Regions from separate parts of the Mus musculus genome. Here region 2 is linked to region 1. The links are chromatin contacts, found by Hi-C or POLR2A ChIA-PET in ENCODE. All regions are on one chromosome and are shown on one strand. The core of a region is the stretch at or near the end of the contact, and the rest is flanking DNA. Distances in the headings are between cores, read along the strand shown.

Region 1 (4,378 bases), core at 1,019-3,518:
ATCTGAGAGAGTTTGAGAATTCACTTGCCATCTAGTCCTTCATTCAGTAAGTTTCCTCAGTTCCACTGCATGGCTAGTACTGTGCTAGACAATAACAGGAAAGCAAAACAAGATGGCGTTTCACTCAAGCATTAGGAATCCAGAACTTCAGAGCACACCTTCCCAACACCTACAAAGGGAAGTACCTCTTTCTGACTTAAATTACCAGGCAAAAGGTAGATATTTTGTTAAAGAACATTAAGACAAAGCTACTTTCTCCTGGTCAAAAGAATAGAATCCGAGCATTCTGTGCTCAGCCCAGGATGGAGGTACTATAGATTTAAGCTATGTAATGGAGAACGAGGAGGATAATAATTCATTTAATAAGATAATATACATTCCCTTCCCAGAAGACCTTGCCCACCTTGTGGCCACTGGCCTTCTCTGGAAAACAGCCCTGTGGTCTGGCCTGCCTTCTCTTCTGAGCTCTCATTCAGAAAAGGGTCATTTCCTCTTTTGCATTGTTTGCTTGAAGATACCAGGCATGCTTTTATGGACATTCTGTGCCGTTTTACTTTTCTCTAAAGCTACTATTACTAGAATTATGGGTTACAAACTGTGTTCCAACTCAAGTTCGGCCATCCTTCTTCAGTAAGGCAGCTAAAAGTGCCAAATTAATGAAGGAAAAGAAAGCCACAAGAAAAAGAAAAGGAGATTTATTCAATGTGGCCACATCGGAAAGTGGGACACAGAGATCTTACTAATCCACAAATTCTGCCTTGGAGTTGGGTTTCCTGAGGATGAGGTTCAAATACAAAACAAAAGCTCTGCCTAACTAAACACTGGCAAATGTGGTCCCCAATCCATTCCTTTCTCAGCTCCAAATCTCTCCTGAAAGGTCATTTCCAGAAGATAAGTTTCTTCTCTGGATGTCCCCAGGGATTCAGCCGGTTTTTTTTTTTTTTTCCCTCCCAGCAGGAGATAGATCCCTAGGAGGAATTCTAATGTGTGTGCAGGCATATGTGCCTATCAGTGTACGGAGGCGGGGTGGGGGTGGGGGGAGAGGTGTCCATTTTTTTTTTTCCCAATGGGGTAAATAACAGGGTTAGTATATCTGTTTAGTATACACCCATTCCAGTCTTGATAGGCGGGTTACACCAACCCTTCCCTGAGCAACCGCTGGCCAAACTCCATTGCTGAACCTGCTGGCCTGCCTTTTCCAGTCCTAACTTAAAAGGGCATGGCTTTTTTTTCTTTTTTTCTTTTTTTCTTTTTTTTCCCCCCCTTCCCTTCTCTGGCCACCTGCCAAGATTAGCAGATTGCCTACCCTCTCAAACTCTAGTAAAATTGCCCCCCCCCCGAGCTTCCTTTTGAACATTTTAAATTTATTTGATTAAGGAGACTAAGAACCCCCAACGAGAGACCCTAGTAACAAGCATAAATTATGTTCCAAGCAGAATGGTGGCGCGCAGGTAGTACAACCTGCAGGCTGTTTTTCCATACCAAGAAGTAGTCTCCAATTCAATCTGTATATCTGGAAACTAAATTTAAAATTGGATTGAAACTCAGAATAAGGCAAAAGCTACTGTTACTGCAAGTAGGTACCAATTTGATAACACTCTGGCTTTCCGTTGCAGAGGAAGCACAGTTCAGTCTGTTATTTCATTTTGCTGTGCTGTTCCAGAAAACAGGTTGTGTGCCTCTTGCCTCAAAGTTTAACAGTCGCGATCTACTTTCAAAAGGCTTTAAGGCGGCATGTTATTTGGTATTCCAAGGAAGGCTGTTGAAAAGCCTTCCTTTCGCCCTTGCATTTCCTAGGTGACTTAAGTTAGCAGTGCAGGAACGTCTATTTTTGCTTAGCGGGGCAGCAAGACCGTGTAGACCAGACCCAAACACGTTAACTGGAGGAAACGACTCAAGAAGTTGAATGCCATTGGCCCTGAAGGTAGAGCTCAGTCCCTAGTCCGGAAGTGTTTTAGAAAAACGTTATTCCAACCTATTTGTTTGCCCCAGCAACGCTGGTCCCGCCACAGCGTCACACAGCAGGACAGCCGCATAGCCCACAGATCTGCTTCCCAGGTACCAGGCAGCCAGCAACCGTAGTCAGGTTGGGAGCGCACTCAATGCGCATGTCCGTAGTCCAGCCCCCGCCTCGCCCTCCCCGGCCACGCCCATGAGGTCTCCGCTGGAGGGCGGGGCCGCCCCGCTTGAATGGGGCGCGCATTCCTGTGGGACCACGTGACGCGGCCGCGCGGCCTGAGGTAAACAAGCGCGGCCCCGCCTCCTACCATCCGCGCGCTGCACTCCTGCTTGCGGGCGGGCGGCGCTCGTCTGAGCGGGCAGCTCCTCCAACCGTCCCCAGCGGCCGGCGCGGGGCACAGCTGCGCCAGCGTCCTACGCCCGAGTCCCCGGCCGAGCGCGCGCCCTCCGGTGCCCTCGGACCGCCCGCGCGCTGTGGCGCAGCACGAATTGGGTCGCGGCCCGGGCGCTATTCGCGGCTCCTGACGCGGCGGCCCGCGGCGCTGAGCTCAGCGCTATTCTCGGGCTCCGGGGCACTGCGCCCGAGGGTGTGTCTCCAAGCCGGGCTCGCAGCTATAAGGGGCCGCGGGCGGCCGCGGCCATGCAGCTCTACAGCAGCGTGTGCACCCATTACCCTGCGGGCACGCCGGGGCCCACGGCCGCCGCCCCGCCTGCCACCGCCGCCGCCGCCTTCAAGGTCTCCTTGCAGTCAGCCAGCCCCGCCGCCGCGGCCCCGGAGCCGGATACCGGAGAGCGCCCACCCGCCGCGGCCACCGAACCACGCGAAGCCGCCGCCGCCGCTGCCATGCCCGCCTTCTCTGCCTGCTTCGAGCGGTCCGGGTCCGCCGCCGCCCCGCCGGGCGCGTGCAGCAAGCCGCCGCTGCCGCCGCACTTCACGTCCACGGCGCACATCGCCGTGCGGGCCCTGGGCGCCGAGCGCCTCCTGCTGCCGCCACCCTCAGCCCCCTCGCCGCCGCGTCGCGGTTCCTCTGCCTGGCTGCTGGAAGAGCTGCTCCGGCCCGACGAGCCCGCGGCCCCGAACGCCGTCCGCGACGCTCCGGACAGGAACTTCCGACTGAGCGAGCACCGCCAGGCCCTGGCAGCCTCCCAGCACCGGGCCCCTGCACCGGCCCCCGTCGGCCCGGAGCCCGGCGCCGGCCCGGGCTCCGGCCCGTGGGGTGAAGAGCGCCGGGCGGAGCGCAGTTCCCGGGGTTGGGACCGGGCGAGCGGTCGCAGCGACGCCTCCGGGTCTGACGCGCTCCGACGGCAAGATCCCGAAGCCGAGGCTCACCCGGTTCCGGCACCCGCTCGGAGCAGCGGCGAGCCGGCCCAGAACGGCGAAGGCGAAGCCGTAGGCACGTCCCGGGCGGATCCCAGGGACGAGAAGCTAGCCCTGTACCTGGCCGAGGTGGAGAGGCAGGACAAGTACCTGAGGCAGAGAAACAAGTACCGATTCCACATCATCCCCGACGGCAACTGCCTCTACCGAGCTGTCAGCAAGACTGTGTACGGGGACCAGAGCCTGCACCGGGAGCTGAGGGAGCAGACCGTGCACTACATCGCGGACCACCTGGACCACTTCAGCCCACTCATTGAGGGCGACGTGGGGGAGTTTATTATCGCTGCTGCCCAAGATGGGGCGTGGGCCGGATATCCCGAATTGCTGGCCATGGGGCAGATGCTGAATGTGAATATACACTTAACTACTGGAGGGAGGCTGGAGAGCCCCACCGTGTCTACCATGATCCACTATCTGGGCCCAGAGGATTCTCTACGGCCCAGTATTTGGCTCAGTTGGCTCAGCAATGGACACTATGATGCTGTTTTTGACCACTCCTATCCTAACCCAGAGTATGACAATTGGTGCAAGCAAACCCAGATACAGAAAAAACGCGATGAAGAACTTGCCAAGTCCATGGCCATATCCCTGTCCAAAATGTATATTGAACAAAATGCATGCTCTTGAAAAGTCTGAGGACCTGACAAGTTGGGGGAAATGGCGCGTGTCAGTTGTGTTGGGAGAACCACACGAACTCTAATTAGGGTAATGGCACTTTTCACTTTCCTAGTAGACTGACTTTAGGTGTAATGCCTTAATCAGTTTTTGAATGTCCTCTCAGAGCCGCAGGTTGCTGGGCACCTGAATGATGTTTCCTGATAGCTTTGGGTGAGCCTACTGCTATTTAAAATTTGCTGTATAAAGTGAGTGCTACTTAATTTGCAAGCTGATGTCTCACGGTATGAATTTGTTCATTCCTGGTAGTCTATTTTCTATAAAAATGTATTTTTGCACATTTTTAAAAATGGGTGTACTTTCATCTATTGCCTTGTTCCAATTTCGAGAAATGGCTTTTAAGCAGAATCCAGAGAAGTGCTTTCT
Region 2 (4,378 bases), core at 479-2,978, 46 kb after region 1:
TATACAATCCATGCATGTTCAATACAGAGGAATCATTTCCCCCATTATTTTGATATTTAGTCACTGGATACAACAGGATACACAGATGTAGAAGCATTACTTACTGACTGTAACAAAGATGCCTGTCCATACCCAGCAGAAAAGGACATTATTGTCATTCTGTGACCTCTATGAACTGACATAGATTTGGGAGACAGCTTATGGATTGTTATTCAAAGCTTGCAACCTGTTAAGAATTCCCCCTGTGGATTAGTATGAAGCATGTACTTAAAGGTGCATATCTTTGTTATTGCCATTGTTAGTAATATTGTTGTTTTGTTTCTTGAAGCAGGATATCCCTGGTTACCCTGGAACTTGTCCTGTATACCAGGCTGGCCTCATATCTGCCAGTCTCTGCCTCCTAAGTTTTGAGGTTAAATGCTTGAATGCACCACCATTACTACACCAATTGGTGTCCTTCACCAACTGGAAGACCAGGGAGCAAACAGACATTCAAGCTCCCCCTAGAGTCCCTGCTTGCTATTCATGTAAGAGTTTTACTTGTGGGTAATTTCTAGGCCAGTGATATTACCCCCTTCTTCTAAGTCCCCTTAAAGTAATCTCCAATATTAGAAAATTCCTTTGGGTTACCTAATCCTCAATAATACATGTGTGTGTGTGTGTGTGTGTGTGTGTGTGTGTGTGTGTGTGTGTGTGTGTGTATGTATGTGTGTATGTGTGTATATGTGTGTGTGTGTATGTGTGTGTGTGTTCACAAATTATATATAGTACCATTGTACTGATATTTAAGTAGTATATATAGTGCCATAGCTCATTATATATACACCATAACCCAAATATTCATAAATATAACCTCTCTCTACATATACCTTATACATAGAATTTTTCTGTGTCTCTGTTTCTTTTTCTAAGTAATATTATTCATGTATAATAGGAAAGCCATTAGAACAATGCCTGACACAGACTAAGCCCAAAGTTACAGCAATATTATTACCTAAAAGGGAAAGCAGAATGAGTCATTTTCAATGACATCATCAGCCAAGAGTGACAGCCAAGTGCTGGGGCTTCAGCCAGCTCCCAGTTAGACAGGCTGGTTCAGGGAAGAGAAAGCTGACAATAGGCAGGTGGTCCACCCAGACATTTGCTAGGGTCTCTTTAGGGTGAGGCTAGGTAAGGAGGAACAATCTACAGATTTCTTTCCAGAAAGCTACACCTTCCTTGGTAGGCTGGTATGTACAAGCTCAAACTTGCACAGCCTCAGAAGGGTGCTTCTTTCTGCCAGCCAAGATCCTAGCTGCACTAGAGAGAAAGGGTTCTCTCTCTCTCTCTCTTTCTCCTCCCCTCCCTCCCTCCCTCCCTCCCCCCCTCCCTCCCTCCCTCCCTCCCTCTCTCTCTCTCTCTCTTTTTCTTTCTTTCTTCCTTTCTTTCTTCCTTTCTTTCTTTCTTTCTTTCTTTCTTTCTTTCTTTCTTTCTTTCTTTCTTTCTTTCTTTCTTTCTCTCTCTCCACCCTCAATTCTTATCCACATGTGGCAAAAAGTGACTCATTTATCTCTTTAAATATAGGGACAAATACTGTTTAAAACCAATCTCTCTAATCAAGGCATCACAATGCCTCCTTAAGATATATATTTAGCACTGTTGCCATGGCCACTGTTTTCAGTTTGGGTGCCTGTCATTTGGCCACTCCAGCTTGGCAGTGTGTGATGGAAACATTCCATTGGCCTCTTTGCACCAGGTCTGGATCGTCACACAGGGACTCAATCAGGTGGCCGACAGAGTTGCTGTGTGTTCAGTATTAGCGCTGCCAACATTGGGATCTCACTTTGATTGACAGGTTACTGAGCCTCCAGGGATTCCATTCTAGTCTTTGTAAATGGAGGGCGATAAGGCATCCTGTAAAGCCATTTCAGGTTCTGATGTCATATTTGCTTGATGTGACTTGTCGCATCAGGAAGTAGTTCACAAAGTTCACAGCTCTTAAGGCTTTTCTTTCCTCTATCTCACAAATGCAACTCTGTTCAAAAACACTCTCAAATGGATTTGCTCTGAGACCCTGAAGTTGCCATGACAGTTAATACTCCCTGGAGTTCTGTTCCTGTAGTCTGAAGTGGCCTTTGCTCTGTTTTCTGGAGGCTTCCAAAATTCAACTGGTTCATCAGAAAACTTCCCAGAGCTGTAAAACTATGGGAGGAGTTTGATTCCAGCATCAGGAAGGTAAATCTGAACAGGAAGAGCCTGTGCTGTCAGGACTGTCCAGCACTCTTTTCCCATGGAGAATTCCCATGTAATAACTTTGCATAGCATTTTGAGCAGGGTCACTTGGCAGACAGGAATATGGTGACACTTTCTAGGCACCTAGCCACATTATTCCTTAAAGTTTACAACACATTGCCCAGCAACTGTGGAGAGAGGATATGCAAAGAAAATTCCCAAAGTACTGAGATTACAAGTGTGCATCACTATGGGGCTTAGTGTGCTCTTTTGTGCATGATTATGTGTGCTCATATGTGCAGGTGCACATGTGAGCATATACACATGAAGGCAAAATAGCTTGGCTCACTGAGTATCTTCCTGGTCTCATTTTTCCATTTTTAATGGGTACTTAGGAGAAAGTAAGCTGAATACTAGTGGGCATTCATCATTACCTTCCATTCCTGCTTATGGAAACAACATCATCAGCTCCCTCAAGTTCCTGCCACTATAACTTCCCTGCTGTGATAGACTCTGACCTGAAACTGTGATCCAAAATAAGCCCTTCCCCATTGTGTTACATTTGTCTGGATACTTTATTGCAGAAACAGAAATGACACCCAGACAGACACTCTAGATATGAAGAGGATATAGCAATAATTATTCTTGAGGCACCAAGGAACTTGATGCCTGTTTCAAGGTCACCTTAACCTTAAAACAAGAGATGGCTCAGGACCCTTGAGGGAATCCATGCTCTGGGAGAATGAAGACTGCTATTCGTGAATGTCTTCTCCAATGCTCATGGTGAAATTTAACCTTTGATGTGACAGTTTGCAGAGGCAAGGAGTCAGGGCTGTGACTTCAGTATGATCTGTCTCACCAAGAACATGGAAACATGGTTCCTACCTGCAGCTTTGTTGAGGTAGGGCCTACTAAGAGGCATTTAGGTCATGAAGGGAGCTCTCTTGAGTGGGATGATGCCTTTCTTGAATGACATCTCCCATTCGAAGGGTTGGTCAATTACCATGAGAGGGGAGTGGGTTCTCTAAGGGAAGTCTGTCTTCTGCATACATCCACTCACTCTACTGTTGTCTGCCGTGAGTTAAGGCTGTGTGATGCATTCCCCAGAAATGGAGTTGAAGTTGATGCCTTTTCTGTTTCCATATTGTCTTAGTCAGGGTTTCTATTTCTGCACAAACATCATGACCAAGAAGCAAGTTGGGGAGGAAAGGGTTTATTCGGCTTACAATTCCATACTGATGTTCATCACCAAAGGAAGTCAGGACTGGAACTCAAGCAGGTCAGGGAGCAGGAGCTGATGCAGAGGCCATGGAGGGATGTTCTTTACTGGCTTGCCTCACCTGGCTTGCTCAGCCTGCTCTCTTATAGAACCCAAGACTACCAGCCCAGAGATGGTCCCACCCACAAGGGGCCTTTCCCCCTTGATCACTAATTGAGAAAATGCCTTACAGTTGGATCTCATGGAGGCATTTCCTCAACTGAAGCTCCTTTCTCTGTGATAACTACAGCTGTGTCAAGTTGACACAAAACTAGCAAGTACACATATCTATAGGCCAAACTCACCTACTCCCAGGTACTCTGTTACAGTAACAGAATTCAAATATGAGAGACACTTAGGTCAAAAGGGTAGCTTAACAAATGATGTTCTCACAAGTGTGAGCTAGCTGTCACAAGAATAGGTAGTTACAAATTTATTCCAGCCCCTCACACTTTTCAGTGTCTCTGTTTGCAATGGTCAGTTTTGATAGTCAACTTGATTAGATTGATAAATACTTAGATTAGTTACTGGACTTTTGGGTGTGTTTGTGGGGGTGTTTTCAAAGTGTTTAACATATGGAATAGTAACTGTGTGCATGCTCATGTGAGAGTGTGCATACTTGTGTGTGTGTGTGTGTGTGTGTGTGTGTGTGTGTGTGTGTGTGTGAGCGATGTGAATTAAGACTTGGGGAATAAGAAAAGAAAGAAGGCAAAAGAAGAGAACACAAGTATTCTCTTTCTCTAATATTTGGCTACCATATGACTTTCCCTGTTATTCCAAAGCCTAACCAACAGATGGACTGGAACTTCAGAAACCATGATCCAAAGTAGATTCTTCCTTGAAGTGGAAACTTGTGGTTTCTTTGAAAATTCAGTTATGTCAAATGATGTTTTGCTGGGGCACACAGGT

Evidence for each region. A loop is a pair of places that touch in the nucleus more often than their neighbours do. ChIA-PET counts read pairs that join two places held with the same protein, here RNA polymerase II (POLR2A).
Region 2: a map of heart shows a loop between it and region 1 (4-fold over the local background). The contact joins the enhancer-like site here to the promoter of Otud1 in region 1. A Hi-C loop is called at or near these places in 7 of 37 maps with a recorded cell type or tissue (gastrocnemius, heart and v-Abl transformed pro-B cells). POLR2A ChIA-PET finds 5 or more read pairs at or near these places in 1 of 5 experiments (Patski).

What each region holds. Positions count from the first base shown.
Region 1 is chr2:19,655,463-19,659,840 of GRCm38, forward strand. It overlaps Otud1 (OTU domain containing 1), which reads left to right and starts at 2,269. Exons shown (of 1, transcript NM_027715.2): 1 at 2,269-4,378. The coding sequence starts at 2,600. The coding sequence ends at 3,964. It overlaps Gm3230 (predicted gene 3230), which reads right to left and starts at 2,435. Exons shown (of 1, transcript NR_033642.1): 1 at 344-2,435.
Region 2 is chr2:19,702,150-19,706,527 of GRCm38, forward strand. No RefSeq gene overlaps it. Among named protein-coding and RNA genes, the nearest start is that of Gm24670, 13 kb to the left of the region's middle. Within about 2 kb of position 1,729, at least 2 of the 3 ENCODE cell types and tissues checked have a DNase peak (open chromatin) inside an H3K27ac peak, as active enhancers do; they include gastrocnemius and heart, where a contact is called at or near this core.